Linked DNA regions of Mus musculus: region 1 is linked to region 2. A link is a loop called in an ENCODE intact Hi-C map of the cell type or tissue named here. Cell type or tissue: left cerebral cortex. All regions are shown on one strand.

Evidence for each region. Peaks named below come from ENCODE experiments on the same cell type or tissue, not always from the same donor. Only the 100,000 strongest peaks of a DNase experiment are listed, where the experiment ranks them.
Region 1: a loop joins it to region 2, with 6 times the contacts of the local background. A loop is called at or near these places in 3 of 42 quality-filtered maps.

The regions. Positions count from the first base shown.
Region 1 is chr2:68,345,433-68,353,432 of GRCm38, forward strand. All of the region lies in intron 10 of Stk39 (serine/threonine kinase 39), which reads right to left. Among named protein-coding and RNA genes, the nearest start is that of Stk39, 120 kb to the right of the region's middle. In left cerebral cortex, CTCF peaks have their summits at 4,297 (motif pointing left) and 5,406 (motif pointing left); DNase peaks (open chromatin) are centred at 1,395, 1,631, 3,709, 4,288 and 3 more places; H3K4me3 peaks cover 1,282 bases; H3K27ac peaks cover 1,737 bases.
Region 2 is chr2:67,222,393-67,230,392 of GRCm38, forward strand. No RefSeq gene overlaps it. Among named protein-coding and RNA genes, the nearest start is that of Gm1322, 53 kb to the left of the region's middle. In left cerebral cortex, a CTCF peak has its summit at 4,093 (motif pointing right); a DNase peak (open chromatin) is centred at 4,099.

The sequences.
Region 1 (8,000 bases), 1.1 Mb after region 2:
AGGGCCAGCACAGACAGCTGACAGGGGTCTCTGTGGTGAGCCCTGCAAAGGCGTGAGCCAGGGCATGATGGAAGGGCCAGTCCGGCGCTCTCCAGCTTGCAGCTGCTGTATCATTTGTTTGCTCTGGACAGAGGCGATTATAGCGACAGAGCAATGAGGAAAAGTACCCCACAGCACTGCACGTTCAGCGGGTACCACACTTGGCCTAATTCCTTATACAAAAAGAACAGGATGGCCCAGAGTCCCTCACTACCAATCTCCCAAGAGCAGGTCCTTCTGCGTTAGGATAGGGCCCACTGGAATCTTTCCTTGACTTACCACCGACAGTTTCAAGCTCCGAAATCTCGCTACAAAATAGCTAAGTACAGCTCTAGGAGAAAGTCAAAACAAACCAAAGCTGTATCGCTGACTGCAATGCCAAATACTGACGAGTACCCGTGAGATAGATAGCACATACTGTGTCTGCCTGCCTGTGGAAATGAGGTAGTACTTAAAAGTGTGCGCGCCTGTCTGTGTAAACAACGTCTGCCTGTCTGCTTGTCTGTGTAAGCAATGGATGTCTACCTGCCTGACTATGTAAGTAGAGGTGTATCTATCTGCCTGTCTGTGTAAACAAGGCACCCTGTGCCTGTCTATCTGTTTATGTAAGTAATATCTGTCTTCCTGTCTGTGTAAGCAATGTGTGTCTGTCTGCCTGTCTGTGTAAGTAATAAGGTATCATACTGTGTCTATCTGCCTGTCTGTGCAAGTAATGTGTATCTGGCTTGCTGTCTATGTAAGTAGTGTGTGTGTGTGTGTGTGTGTGTGTGTGTGTGTAAAGCATTACTTGACTAGAACCCCAGACTAAGATGTAGAGTTAAATAAAACGTCTTACATTTTAAGAATTGGTAAGGCACACTACTCATTAACAATTATAGGTCATTTTTTTAATGAAACAATTTCATTCCTTGGAATATATCCTAACAAATAGATAACATTTTAGCAGTAGTGCACACCCAGTGATGTTCACCCCTCTGTAATTAAAAGAACTAATTAATTAATCATTCTTGCAGCAGAATGTCATGTAGCCATCAAAAAGATGATAGACATCACCTGACACATAAAGATATGCACCGACATCTGAAAATATGATAGTGTCTGATAGACCCCAGCTTCGCTCTTTGACTCCTTGGGGGTGCAGACAGAGGGAGGAATACCTCCAGTCCGAGGGTGTAGCAGAATAGGTGAGACTCAAAGGTCAACAGAGCTGGAGAACTGCAGCTGACTGGTTGAAAGACACAGAGTTGAGGATTCTGGTCGTTAAGCCTACAAATCAGTGAGAGGCAACAGTTGGCTATGTCCACAAGGGGCTCACAGTGAAGGCTCCCTCGTGAGCAGGTGGCAGTGCCAGGACCAGCTCTGAAGAGCTTGACCTTCAAGCCCATTTAGGTGGCCCAGGCTTTCTCTCCCTTAGCTCCTCAGAGCCTTTCCCCTGGCCACTGCTTAGCTCCCCAGAGCCTTTCCCCTGGCCGCTGCTTAGCTCCCCAGAGCCTTTCCCCTGGCCGCTGCTTGAGGCTTTGTGAGAGGTCTGCACTTTCCCCCAACCCTGCATGCCCTTCGGGCCTGGCCAGTTCCCTCACATAGGCCAACAAGCTGGCTGAGGAGCCAAGCAGCTCCATGCAGCCTTTCAAGTGTGAGCGCTCCCTCCGCATGCCTCAGCCCAGTGGCTGCCTAGCAGGCTGCACAGGGCTCCTTCCCTTTGTGTTTGAGTCTGGGAAAGTAAATAGAACTTCTCAGATGCTTCTAAATCAGCATTTGAATGTGTCAGCAGTAATTAAAGAGCAAGCTTCAAAAAAAAAATCTGTTATCAAAGCAACCTTAACTAGATTCCTTCAATTTTAATTTGTTTTCAAAATGACTGAGTTTTAAAGATCTTTTCTAAAAATACAAAATAATTCTGCCTTTCAAAAAGTTAGTCCGGAATCTCTAATAAACCAATCACATTTGATTAGCTCCAAACAAGGACAGCCCCCATCCTTGCCCCCTTTTCTCTGTTTCTAAACTTGTTCTGCACCTCAGCTCCCCTACCATGGTCTCTGAGACTCAGGGAACAGGACCGGAAAGGGGGTAGGAAGGCACAAGGTAGGCTTCTCTCCGCAGCACTCCTTCCTGCCCCCACAATGCCCCACACTTCCTGACTATCAGTGACTTTGAGCTTCCCACCTCCAAAATGCCAAACTCATTTTCAAGATTTTCAAGATTGAGATGAGGAAAGTTTAACACGATTTCCCCTCAGTGGAGGAGAGGAGAAGATTTTAGGAACACACGATTAGGGAGAATTAACTTAGCCAGGTATTGGAGCACCTTAGTAAGTGAACTGAACGGTGGCAGGGGAGCACATGCTCCCTGCTGGCTAGAGGACATGCTGGGCGGGACTAAATGTCAACCCCCTGCACCAGCCACCTTGTTGAGTGGCTCAACCATCGACTTTAGGCTAAGGACTCCCAGAAAGCCCAGTAGTGAAAGATTTTAAACCTTGAATCAGCTGCATCCAAATCTTAGCTGTGGACCAGGGGAATCCCAGAGAGCGGAGAGCAACCTCAGAGATCCCCCTGGAGCAAAGGTTTAGCTGTCTCCTCCTGCTCTCGGGATTATGCCAGAGGCCACTGCACCACCATCTTACTCCCCGAAGTTTCCTTAAAAAATACCTGCAGGGACAGTGCTGAGCACAGTCTACACAGGAACTAACAGATCACTCACTGCTCCTAAGCCCACGGGACTCAGAGGCTGCACCGCGGCAAAGTCGAAGGGCGGGAACTCAGCTTGACACAGAGTATGACAGAACCGGGGTCTCGGGGTCACAGGGCCATGGAGCTGCAGTCACAGGGCCAGGGTGGTACAGACTAAGACCATGGAGCAGCTGGGGCTTCGGGAGACATGAGAAAGCCTCACCCAGCCACCCTGGAGCTACAGCAATAGTGAGTGGCTTTTGTCTTCGTTAACAAAACACCTGACAGAAACAACTGTGGAGAGAGGGATCGATTTTTGGATCACAGTTAACGGGGACACGGTCCTTCATTCGTGGTGGGGAAGGCATGGCTGTGCAGAAGCTAAAGCCAGAAGCCTGTTACAGTTCTAGAGGTTGGGAAGCAAAAAGCTCAGGCTGGAAAGGGGATGGGTTCCTACCCCCAAAACCCAGCCAACATTCAGCTTCTCCCCCCAGCTAGTCCTTTTCTCCAGACCTTCCAACTACGACCTCCTGCTGCCATGCAAATGTCCAAACAAAACATGACCGCGTGAAGACACTGCGCGTTAAAGTGCAGCTTGGTTGAGGGGCAGCTTTCTGAACCAGGGAGAGGACCAGCAGAGAGCCCTCGTGGGAAACACGTGCGAATTTCCCAGGTTCTATTTCCCGGTGCCAAACTCTGTAAGGCAATAAACCCACCAGTGGCTGAGGTGGGCACGGTGGAAACAGAGCCCAGAGGGATGAAGGAACCATTCGCGGCCCTGCCCTCCCTGTGCTGCAGGTCTCATCCTGGAAGCAGCACGAAGATTCCAAGTAGGAAGCTGTGAACTGGGAGTCAGGTACAGAGGCTGGCGAACTGTGGGCGGGAGGTGGGATGCAAGCAGGGATAAAGGCTCTCCATCAGCAAACATACGCAGCCTATCCTGGAAAACACAGCCATGTACATACAAATCCTTGGGAAAGCTGAGCAAGTCTGTCAAAGGCAAACGGGAAGCGCTGACTGCACACGAACATACCGCCCTCAAGCACGTGGCTGCCGTGCAACACAGCCAATGATTCCGCCCAAGTGTTTCCAGGACAGAATGCTGACAGTTCTTGGCAGTTTAAAACCAGCGTCTCTTACTTCAGAATTCTTATCGCTGTTTCCAAATCTCCAAAATGGATCCCCAAACCTCCCATACCTAACAAAGCTCAGTGTCTTGAAAAGTCACCTCAATCTAAAAGGCACAGGCTTTCCCTCCAAGTGAGGATCAGAGAAAAACAAACAAAAAAACCAACCAAACAAAAAACACACAGCATAGCAAACCCAGGGAGAGGGGAAAAATTTAACAATAAAATGTTTGGGGGTTGTTTTGTTTTCTCTTGCTTGGTCGTCTGCACGGAAAGTAATATTCTGTGATGCTTTTGCCCTGCTGCTGCCTCTGCCCTCACCTCTGTCAAATTCACACGCAGCACAAATACTGAGCAAAAGGACACAATCGACAGCAGCGAGATTGTTTTTATACAACAGTCAGCGATTCCGAGGGTCAGGACTGAAATGAACTATTCTGACAGCGCCCCCTAGTGGGAGAAGGCACTGCTCCCACCAAAGGAAGTCTTTTAAACTGACCTTACACTTAAGAAGGAATGAGAGTCTCTGCGTCTTCGCTGTCCCCGGAAGACCTGCCCCAGACACTGTACCTGCCGAACAGTAGCCCTAACATTTATGAGAGGTAACACCTCCACCATCCTCTCTAGGAGCATGTGGTCCCTCAATGGTACACCAACACACGCAGTTGCTTCTGTAGGAGGAGAGTTAAGAAACACACGAGTTAAGAGGACTGCAGCCCCGAGCCTATCTGATGCACCTGCGTATCCCAGATACCTCTGTTGTCAACGTTACACAACCTAGAATCACCTGAAAAGAGGAAGCCTCAACTAAATCATTGCCTTCAGACTCACCTGTGGCCATGTCTGAGCGAAACGGTCGTCACTGATGATTGACATGGGGAGGCCCGCCCACTCTGGGCAGCACCATCCCTGGGCACATGGATGAAGGCAGTGGACCTGGACTGTGTAAGAAACAAGCTGGCTGAACATGATCCAGGTAACCCAGTAAGCAGTGTTTCCTTACGGTTTCTATTTCAATTCCTGCCCTGACTTCCCTCAGAGATAGACCGTTACCCGGACGTATAAGCTGAAATAAACCCTCTCTTCCAAGGTTGCTTCCTGTCACAATGCTTAGCGCACGTGGCAGCTGGAATCGAGTCTGGCTCACTTCTCCTCCTCCTTCGGAGTTAGTTAGCACACACTTGGAGTCCCTTCTGCCTCTGTTCACCCAGCACTAAGGTGTCTCGGAAACCAAAGAACTGCCTGAAAATAGCCTGATACTACTAAACTGTATTAATTGAATCACGAAATCCTGGAAGCACTCCAATCTATCTCCCAAACTTAAGACTCTTGGTTTTCACATGAATTGCGTCTATTACATTTCTTTGATTTGTTAAAGAAAATGTAACACAGATTTAAAATCTTTAATTCAAAATAAAAGTGGCAAGTACTTAGATCATCACCCTTCAATTACCTGTCCTATAAAAGAGCAGCCACCTGACTAACCGGATTACCTCAGTCAGCTTCTGCTCCAGGGCTGCGGCTTCCACACGCCTAACCTTCCCTTGGGGTCCTCTAAAGGCAACTGCTGCCCTCTACTGGGAAAACATGGAACAAAGCTAAAAACCACCTCATTTCTTCTGGTTTCAACACCTGACTGAACTGAGATGGCACGAGGGAGGAAGACAGCTTTGCAGAAGCTTAAAAGTCGTTTCCTGCTTTTCTCAACTACAGAACCTAAACGGTAAGAGGCTGAGAAGTTGGCTTTGGAGCCACCTAGTCAGGATGCTGGCTGCAGTCAAGGCCCAGAGTTCTGGATCTCAACTTAGAGTCTGAAAACTGAGGCGAATATTGATGGTCTTGAATATTGGCTTAGCAGTATACACCAGGTTTTTACTTTTCCACAGCTATTTAAACATAGTTATGGTCTTTGGGGCCATACTCAACATATCTCCCACTTACTACTATTCAAGAGATAACACATTCAGAATGTCACTGACTGTTCTAATGATGCAAAAACTGAGACAGAAAATATGAACCAACTACCTAGCCCAGCACAAGCAAGTGAACGGTACACACTGCTTCTCTCTCCTCTCCCCTGGGCTTATCTACCAGCTCCATGACCGTTCTCACACCAGCAGTATATACGCCAGGGCACGTGATCTGATGGTTTGACTCTCTGCTACCCTTGGAGCTACAGGGATGTGTGCTCTGTGCTCCCTAATGAAAAGTGAGTTCCACCGTCTGGGCTGTCCTGTATCTATCTTCATCTCAGAGTCCACTACTGGGGGCAGTGCCAGAAAGAGACGCTATGCACCCCCAACCCATGACAGCCAGCACAAAACAGACATAATGGCATTGTAAGAGCAAAGTGGTGAAGGTAGAGGCAACATGAATGATTATAAGGTGATAAAACGCATTATATGGTAACATCTATTTATTGCAAAATATGTCCCAACTGTTATGCTATATGCACTGCCCAATTCTATATACACAAGCACAAGAGGATATTGCCTCTATCATTTATGAATGAGAAGCTAAGCTCATGATTTAATCACTTGTTTAACAAAAGGTGATTAACGAGTGGTGTTAACAAATTCTCACTAGCCATGTCTCCCCTTTCAGATTTTTCAAGCCCTTCTACCACCTGAGATTCGCCCAAACCCACCAGAGAGCTACCAAACTCTCCTAGCTTCCCACTGTCAGGACCTCTCCCAGCAGGCCCCGGTGGCCACAAATGGCATGGATACTCCCCCACCCCACCTGTGTTGAAAGTAGACAACTCGGCATGCCCACGAGTAGCAGCCCCGCCCCTTATGGAATTCATTTCCAGTCCCTTTTCCCTTCCTCGGGAGGTGGCAGAAGCAGCATCGACCATAGACCAGGGTTGAGGATGGAGCCCCTGCCTACCTCACATTACATTTTGGGAAGTCCCTGTCATGCTACCATCCGGCAAGATGTAACAACAACGCCTGCTCTCCCTTCCTTTCTGTTTGAAACAAAGAAGGAAACAAGCGACTAAAAGTGGTGTGGAGGCTCCTGAGGAGGACCGTGCACACTGCAGCTCCCCACTCTCATGCTCTCCACTAGTGCATGGGAAGTAGAGGTTACCTCAAGATAGCAGAGGTTAGCTCTGGCTCTTATGGGGCAGAAAAAGAGAATATAAAGACTGCTGAACAGTCAACAGCAGTGAAATCACAGTTCCAAAGAATAAAGGCTGGGACCGCCTTCCTCCTCTGTGAGCTTCGCCAAGAGCTCTCTGTCCATCCCATCCAGGGACGCAGTGCTAGAGAAGCCATCCCTGTCACCCACCCCAGCTGTGTGCCTATGTGCTTGTAGAACACCCAGCTGTCCACAGCCATGGGTGACCCCGTTATTCACATAATGCCCAGGACATCGTTGTGGACTCAGCATCTGCTGCTGTAAAGCACGAGGCCAGACATCCTTGTGCTTCCATGGCTCAGCCCCGGGCAGCACAGAGTCAGAGATGCTGGCACAAAGAGGTCAGGCTGCTCACTCTGGCCACAGCTGTGCCCAGCACAGATGGAGAGAGAATAGCACCAGCCTCACTTGCTGCCTGAGTCTGATGCAAATGTACCCTGTCCACTACAAATCCCAAGGAATTCCTACCCCTGACATCCTATGAACGTGCAGCCATAATGACGCAGAGCGTATATACGGCCTTGGAAAAAAAAAGATGTCATGACCTGGGGGATAAGTAGGTTCCTGTACTTGCGTTTTTAATGAAGAAGCTGACAGGTGCCGCCTAAAGCAGGTAGTCACCATTAAACCTCAGCAGGATGGGAGGGAGGCAACAAGGTGTGCCTCGTAATATAATACACCCAGAATACAGCCTCACTCCTAAGAAGCCTGTCAAAACACGCTGGTCAGTGCACTCACGAAGAAATATCAGCTAAGTCTTTATGGAGACAGTCTACGGAATAACCGACCTGGATTCTTCAAAAGTGCAGCAACTACAAGAGACGCGCTGCTCCATATGAAAGGAAACCAAGCAGCTAAAGGAATTGCAGATGAGAACCTGTAGGGGAACTGACAACACTGGAAAATCAACAACTTTGATGAAGAGCGGAGAAGTGCATAACAGAACATAGAGATTAGTGTTAGCATCTTGCCTTTGGTCACTGTGCTGCTGTGGCATAGGAGACTGTCCTTGTGTGGGAGATAC
Region 2 (8,000 bases):
GTATCTCAGTTCAGAGTGAATTCGCAGTCGGATGGTGCCTTACAGGACTCTAATGGTGGCTTTTAACTGTTACATACATTTTCAAAATAAATCATCATTTAAATAACAGACAACCTACTTTTAGGTGGAAATAAAAGTCTTGAAGAAGAAAAGTCAGGTATGAATGGAGCAAATTCTCGAGCTGGATATCACCTTCCCTCCTTCACAGAGAAGCAGCCATGTTCCCTGTAGAGCACATACTGCTTTAAGGGGGTCTTGCTTCCACAAAGCTCTTCCCACATGCATAACTTTCTCTTATGTTCATCTTCACATACAGCATAATGGACCCCTTGGGAGCATTCACATTTTCAGTAAAATTGTGACTTTTGAAGCAACATGAAATAATTCTCTATTTGCTGTCATTGAAATGACAGGCTATGTGTAACCTTGAGTACACAGGACACAGCTTAGCAGTGGGAGGTGAGGTGGAAATTCTTCTGAGTGATTTAGGAAGGACTGGGGACAAATCCACGCATGACAAGGACATGACATAGCACAGCAGGTTCATAATAAGAAGAGACATGTATGCTTCCCGAAAACAAAACTTGACACTAATTAAAGGGTCAGTACCAATAGATCAACCAAAACATTCGAGAATCCTCTCTGAAGATATTTCAAAAGTTTTGTTTGCTTATTTGTTTGTGGGAAAAAAATGAAAAATATGTTACCAGGCCCACGTAGACTTTTCAGACACTGTATAGAGATGTTGTTGCTGAGTTTTCTCTAAATTTTACAGAAGACAAGTTAGGAACATAGATCATTTGACAACTATGGGCTCCATCACACAAGGAAAAGCAACTTTTCTTGTGTACAGGCCGTCCTACTCAGCACTTTAGAACTATGTGCTGCCAAGATGATAGGTACCTTATTCAGGCTTCATCAATTCTGGTGAGAGTTCAAATGGAAACCTCACAGCAGTTTATAGACAAGTGACAAGGATATCATATGATTTTCACTGCTAACATTTTAAAATATTTATTTTAATCCAGTCATAAGCACACGTACAATAACCCTTTGAGGGGCATGGATGTCATGCTTGCACACAGCATCTTAGCCCCAGGACACTGAACAGTTACATCAGCTCAAGCAGATCAGGAACTGGAATTGAACAGGCAGAGGCTTCCCAAATACAAAAGAGACTATGGCTTTTCTTCTAACCCCCACTCGCTCAAGCACAGGCAATCGCTGTCTTAGTGCTTAAGTCTACAACACATTGATCCTGTAGCTCTTTGATCTTAATCTTGATTTATGAAGTGATTCTAAGAGAAATGGGAGAATAAAGATACCTTTAGATTTAAAAACATTGTTTAAGTTCAGACCTTACAGAGGAACCCATACAGCTCATATTTAAAATGTTGTTTCACTTTGCAAAGACAGTAATAAAACAGTTTGTATATGATCTCAGAAAGAAAATAAATCTGTTTGGAATATTAAGAATGTGGTTATAGCTTTCATAGAGTGAGCCTTTTCTCTACTGTTCTCTAACCTCCAGCCCCAAAGTACATAGTCCTGGACTTATTTCTGCAACATGTATTTTTCTCTATGTCAAATGAGGTACCAGCTACACTTTCACTCACACTAGATAGTAACTATATTTACCAAGAATCTGGCCAGCAATGTGGCTGAAGAGCTGCCTGCGTACACTCAGTACTATACTGTCAAAAAAGGTTATGAAATTATTCATCTTAGGAATTAATATTTACTTGCACAACATTTTCAAATTACATTTTCAAATCTTTCTTTTTGAGACAGGGTCTTACTGTGCAGTCTAGGCAAATTTTAAAATGATGATTATTCTGCCTCAGCCCCCAAAGTGAGGGGATTAGAGGCCTGAGCCCATTATTTGGCTTCAGATCATAAGCTCATTAAGCTTCTATATAAACAGAAGTATTGAAGGTGCACTCAGAGATATTAGTTTTCTGATATCTAGATGAGGTACTAGAAACTATGATTTAAGAATCTTAAACTTACCTTACTTTTCAGTGTATGGTATAATCTCACTTACACCGTCCAGCACAATCAACTCATTCATTTCAATCCATTATATTTAAATAAATTTATGTTCCAGTATTTATACTGAACTACTTGGAGATATGCCTATGTTTCTTGTTCTATCTCAGGAGAAATACTAAAACTTCACCTTGGTGTTCCCACTGCTCAATGAGTAATGACACAGCAATGGCATAGTGTGCAGTCAGTGTTTGTGTACTGTAGCAGTACTGTGATTTGGACAATTACATAGATAGAATTGGAGGGACTATTGCTTGTACTCATCTAGTTTCTGTGCTAGTTAGCTTTTACTGCCGACTTGACACCATGTAAAGTCTCCTAGGAAGAGGGAAAATTCTGTTGAAGAATTATCTCTTTCAAATCAGAATGTGGCCATATGTATTATGAGGGAGGGTCTTGATAGATTGATGTGGGAAGCTCAGGCCATTTGGTGAGGGCTCTGTCCTTATGCAGGTAGGACTAAGCTGCATAAGAATGCTAGTTGAACAAGCCAGAAAATGAACCAGTAGGCAGAGCTTCCCCGTGGTTTATTTTTCATTGTCCTTCCTCTCCAGGTATGGATTGCCACCTGGAAGTGTAACCTGAAATAAAAACATTCCTCCCCAAGATCTTTTGGCCAGAGTGCTTTATCATGGCTATGGGAAGTGAACTAGGAAAGTTACCCAAGGCTTTTCCATAGGCCATTTATTTTTGGAATTATTTGTTCTCTTCATAATAAAATAAATCTCAATTTTGTTTACAAGATGCTTTCCTGCTATTATTGTGCTGATTATAAATAATCTATCATTATTAAAATCTGGACAATCAATAATCTATGCATCTATTCCTTCCTAAACTGTAGAAAGAAGATAACTGCTCTGCTGTAATGCAGATACAGTGCAATCTGCTGATATTTGTCATTGAAATTATTGCCATTTAAAATACACTCAGCTGTCTAGTGAGAGCATGTGGCATTCAGGGAACAAGAGACCACTCACAGGAACCTATGCTTTTATAACAAATATGCAAATATTATATTCAGCCTTACCAAAGACACTCTTCTTCTTCTTCAGTTGTAAATCCTTGTCTTCAGGTCTACATCACCATTAGTGTCACAGCTGACAGACTAGAGTCAGGTTTTCCTTTGGTGTTCTCTGACTATTCATGTTTTGCTCAGAATCTTTCCCCGACAAGAGTTACCTTGAACATTTACTCTCTGCCAAAGATGTGCAATCTCATGGTCCTAGAGTTTACACATGGATAAGCTCCATAGGAGGGGAAATTGAAAGCCTGAATTCCAGTTCTTTTATCTAACAAGTTTAATCCATGTATCTGCAATTTGGTAAAGCAGCAGCTGCCCATGTTCTAGTAGGCAAAGTACACCATTCATAGCCAAGCTCAGAGTCCCAAGACCAGGGCTTGATTGTTCACTCACAGTTGATCCTCAAATTGGGAGGTAAAGATGAGCAGAGCTGGTCAAGTTGAGTGCTGCTTACTGGCATCCTCATGGGACTTTCTCAGCCTGCTTTCCTATAGAACCCAGGACCACTCACAATAAACAGGGCTCTTTCCCATCAAACACTAATTAAGAAAACTCATAACAAGCTTGATTATGGAGGATTTCTCTCAACTAAGATTCCATTCCTTTGAGTGATTCTTGCTTGTGTCACACTCCTTCCTGTCCTACTTGTAGGTAAGGATAGAAGCATCTGTTACTGCTCATATGTCATACCAGGCTGCCTGCTGCCATGCTGCCTTCCATGATGATCATGGACTCTCCCCCTGTATAGCCATGATTGTGATGTCTTGTCACAGCAGTAGAAAAGTAATGCAGACAGCATCCTTTTAGAGTGCGTAGGTCATTTACAATTTAAATAATAATAATAATAGTATTAGTTGCTAGTTACTGCTATAACAAATGGTCTCAAACTTAATGACTTAAAGTATGCAAATTTATAATCTTAAGGTTTACATCAAAGTTCTTCATGAGATCTGGTGACATGACTCACCATGTAGAGGAGCTTGGCTTTTGTGTAGGCCAGCAGGTCTGAGTTTTATTACTGTATACCACAAGATGGCAGGAGAGAGACAACTCCTGAAACCCTTGGACCATAACTTAGCACCTCAGCACCACTGTGGTGCATGAAAGTCCATCACATAATCAGCCAACAAACACAGACACTATTGCATACGTGAGCAAGATTTTTCTGAAGGGACCCTGATATAGCTGTCTCTTGTGAGGCTAAGTCAGTGCCTGGCAAATACGGAAGTGGATGCTCACAGTCAGCTATTAGATGGAACACAGGGCCCCCAATGGAGGAGCTAGAGAAAGTACCCAAGGAGCTTAAGGGGTCTGCAACCCTATAGGTGGAACAACAATATGAACTAACCAGTATCTCCCAGAGCTCATGTCTCTAGCTGCATATGTAGCAGAAGATGGCCTAGTCGGCCATCATTGGGAAGAGAGGCCCCTTGATCTTGCAAACGTTATATGCCTCAGTACAGGGGAAAAACCAGGGTCAAGAAGTGGGAGTGGGTGGGTAGGGGAGCGCGGGGTTGGGGGAGTATAGGTGACTTTCAGAATAGCATTTGAAATGTAAATGAAGTCAAAACCTAATTAAAAATTGGAAGAAAATAAATAAAGTCTGCACACACACACATATGCACACACACTCACATGCACACCAAATAAAATAAACAATTAAATTCTGTGTGCATTTCATTAAACTAAAATTTAAATGTCAACCAGGTATTGTGGTATGTATCTGTAATCCCATACAATTGGGAGGCTCTCTTTGGAGGCAAACATCATTCAGGAGTTTCAGACCAAAGGGGCTTCCATAATGAGACAATTTAAAACAAAATAAAATAAAACAAAACAAAACAAAACAAAACAAAAAGGAAGAGAGAGTAAGAAACAGAGGAGAAGAGAAAGATAGAGACAGAGAAATGGAGATAGAGAGAGGGTGGTGATAGAAGACTGGTTAGGAGAGAGGAAGTTTGCATTCCTTCTAGATGGGCGCTATGAAAGAGATTTCCTTATCATCTCCAGCCTGTAGCTGCCACCCTTCCATTTTGATGCATGATACCTTTACACTATCTCCACCACCCCCCCTTTGGGACAGGGTTTCTCTGTGTATGTCTGGTTGTCCTGGAACTCACTCTGTAGACCAGGCTCAGAAATTTGCCTGCCTCTGCATCCCAAGTGCTGGGATTAAAGGTGTGCACCACCACGCCCAGCCCTTTATACTATCTTTAAACATTAGTAAAAGTCATTCTAGTGCTGTGTTGTTCTAGCCCCTCCTCCTGGTACTGTTTTCCAATTTTAGAATAACTTCTGAGTACACTGGGTTGGTTCACATGGCGTAGGACAAACTTGCTATGATAATGAGGACCCTCATTCCACCTATCACAATACAACTAAGATCAGGTTTGAAAATTATGAATATTTGTCTTGCCTCTATATTTACATATTGAAGAAGCAACAGTTCTGCCTTGTAAAAAAAAGACATCATTCTTGCCTATGTGAGTTGCAAATTACACATTCTTGCTGTGTCTTGTGCATTACAAGAAACGTATATAAAATGAAGGTACTTATTAAAACTCTCAACTCTATAAAATAGAGTGAGGTTATAAAGAAGTGGAAAAATGTCTACAGAAGGCTATGTGGAGCTGTCAAACTTTTTTACAGAAAGCCAATATATATAGTACCATTAGCCAATGAATGCAATTGAGCTAGTCTTTGAATTAAATAACCAAGGGAAGTCTTAATATCAGACATTTAATTTTTAGTATGAAAGGCTTATGAAGTTTCTAGTGAGCCATTTAATTCCATGTCTAATTCTACATTTCACGGCTTTAGATTGTAAATTCTTCAAGCCCCAATGATTTCTGGATGACTGATGGTGTATTCAGGGATACCATTTTTCCAGTTACTAAGTACATTCTGAGCATTGTCATCCAAAAGGATAGCAAATGTACATTGCTTTTGGTATGTAGCATAATTTCAACTTCTCATCTAATGAGAGGCCTGAAGCAGGATAACCAGTTTAATTTCTTGCCACAACTAAGTGTCTTTAAACACATGTTCTGATATTCATACTAAAATATTTGGAAATGAATCTACTTCCATTAAGTATTCATGGGAAGGGACTGTGCTAAAATTTATCCTGTGATGCCTCTGATGGTCAGGGTTCCAAGCATAGGGGAAATATACTTTAGACTATCAGCCCCATAGTGAAACTACATGGAGAGCATCACTCTGGGATTTTCTGATCTTATTACATGGGCTATGAGTGGCCACAATTCATTGTAACAAAAACTGGGGAAGCATTATAATTGTTACAGCTGGATAGTACCGTATGATATTCATAAATACTCTGTTCTCAAATTTAATCAGACAGCAGCCACAAGCTTGCCTAAATACCTTTCAGATACATACATTTGGGATTTCCACCAAGACCAGTTAACTGGAAAGGCACAGGATAAGAATTCTGAGTTTTTGCCAGATCTCTAATTAGTTCTGTTGCTAAACTTGAAGAACACAAACCTTTTTTGGCCTGGTGGTAAGAAGACATGTTCCATTTGATCATACATAGCTGGTTGAGAAGTGTGAGCTCTGGTCATTAGCAAGACCCTTGGGACCCCTTCCCAGTTACCCTGCCATCCTCATTTCCTCTACTTAAAGACACATTGACAACAATCTTGAACAGTAAAGATTATCTCGGAGAATTAGCATTGCACTGTTGGCCTAAGCTCATGCTCTCCCACAGTGCCTCCATACCCCTGAAGGACTGTGGAACAAATGCTTACTTTCTCTCTTCTCGCAAAAGTTGATAGCTGCACACTGTTGGAAATTGCAATGTTACTGTGAATTTTTCTAGCATTGTGCTATGATACTGGATTACAGCAATTACAGAAAGCTTGGCATGCTACTGAAAATGGATTTCAGGTTATTTAGTTCTTTAATGACAAATTCTTTTGTTTTTCCATCTTAATTGCTTTATTCTACAGTGGAATTTTTAAAGTTATCTCACCGAATATCTCTATCATTTAATTTCTTCTATTTTTTTGTTGTTGTTGTTACTTTCCCCCAAAATAGAAGAATGCAATTTGGACATGCACTTGCTGTGTCTTCTGTATTTTGATTCCTTAAGACAGGGTCCATTATCATTTACTGTAAATGCTAAATGTGTCCTTGGGACATAAATTAGTTTCTCAATCTGGTATTGGGAATAATATAGACACACAAATGATTAATAGATAACATATAAAACAGGTATGTATACATAATGCTTATGAAGCACAAGTCAATATAGTTATAGTCTGATCTAAATTGTAAAGTTTGTTAGCTCCCAAGACAGTAGAATTCATAGTAAAATCTTATAGTTACCAGCATGAATTACCCTGTAACTTCAATTGTTTAAAAACTTTGTTTCAAAGCTTTTGTGGTGGTCATATTGTTTTACACATCTTCATTGGAAAGTTTCTACATCTTAATGGTATATTAAGTAAGGGAGAGAAGCTGACTATGTTTAAAAGAAAACAATTCCATTTAGTATTAAATATTATATAATGGCACTTTAGAGAACCTCATGAAATGAATGTCAAAAATCAGAGTGAACTCACTGAAATCTCTGGGTCTCTCTGTCTCTATTTGTCTCTGTCTGTCTCTGTTTATATCTGTTTCTGTTTTTCTGTTTCTCTCTGTCACTCTCTCCCCCTCTTTCTTCCTCCCCCTCCTTCTCTCTCTCCCTCCCCGTCCTCCTTCTCCTCCCCCCCCCTCTCTCTCACCATTTATTACCAGATTGCAATCCTAGGATTCATTAGTCAACATCTTCTACTTTCTGACCTCCACATCCTTCTCTCTCTCCCTCCCCATCCTCCTCCTTGTTCTTCTTTCACCTCTCTCTCTCTCTCTCTCTCTCTCTCTCTCTCTCTCTCTCTCTCTCATCCTCTCCATTTATTACCAT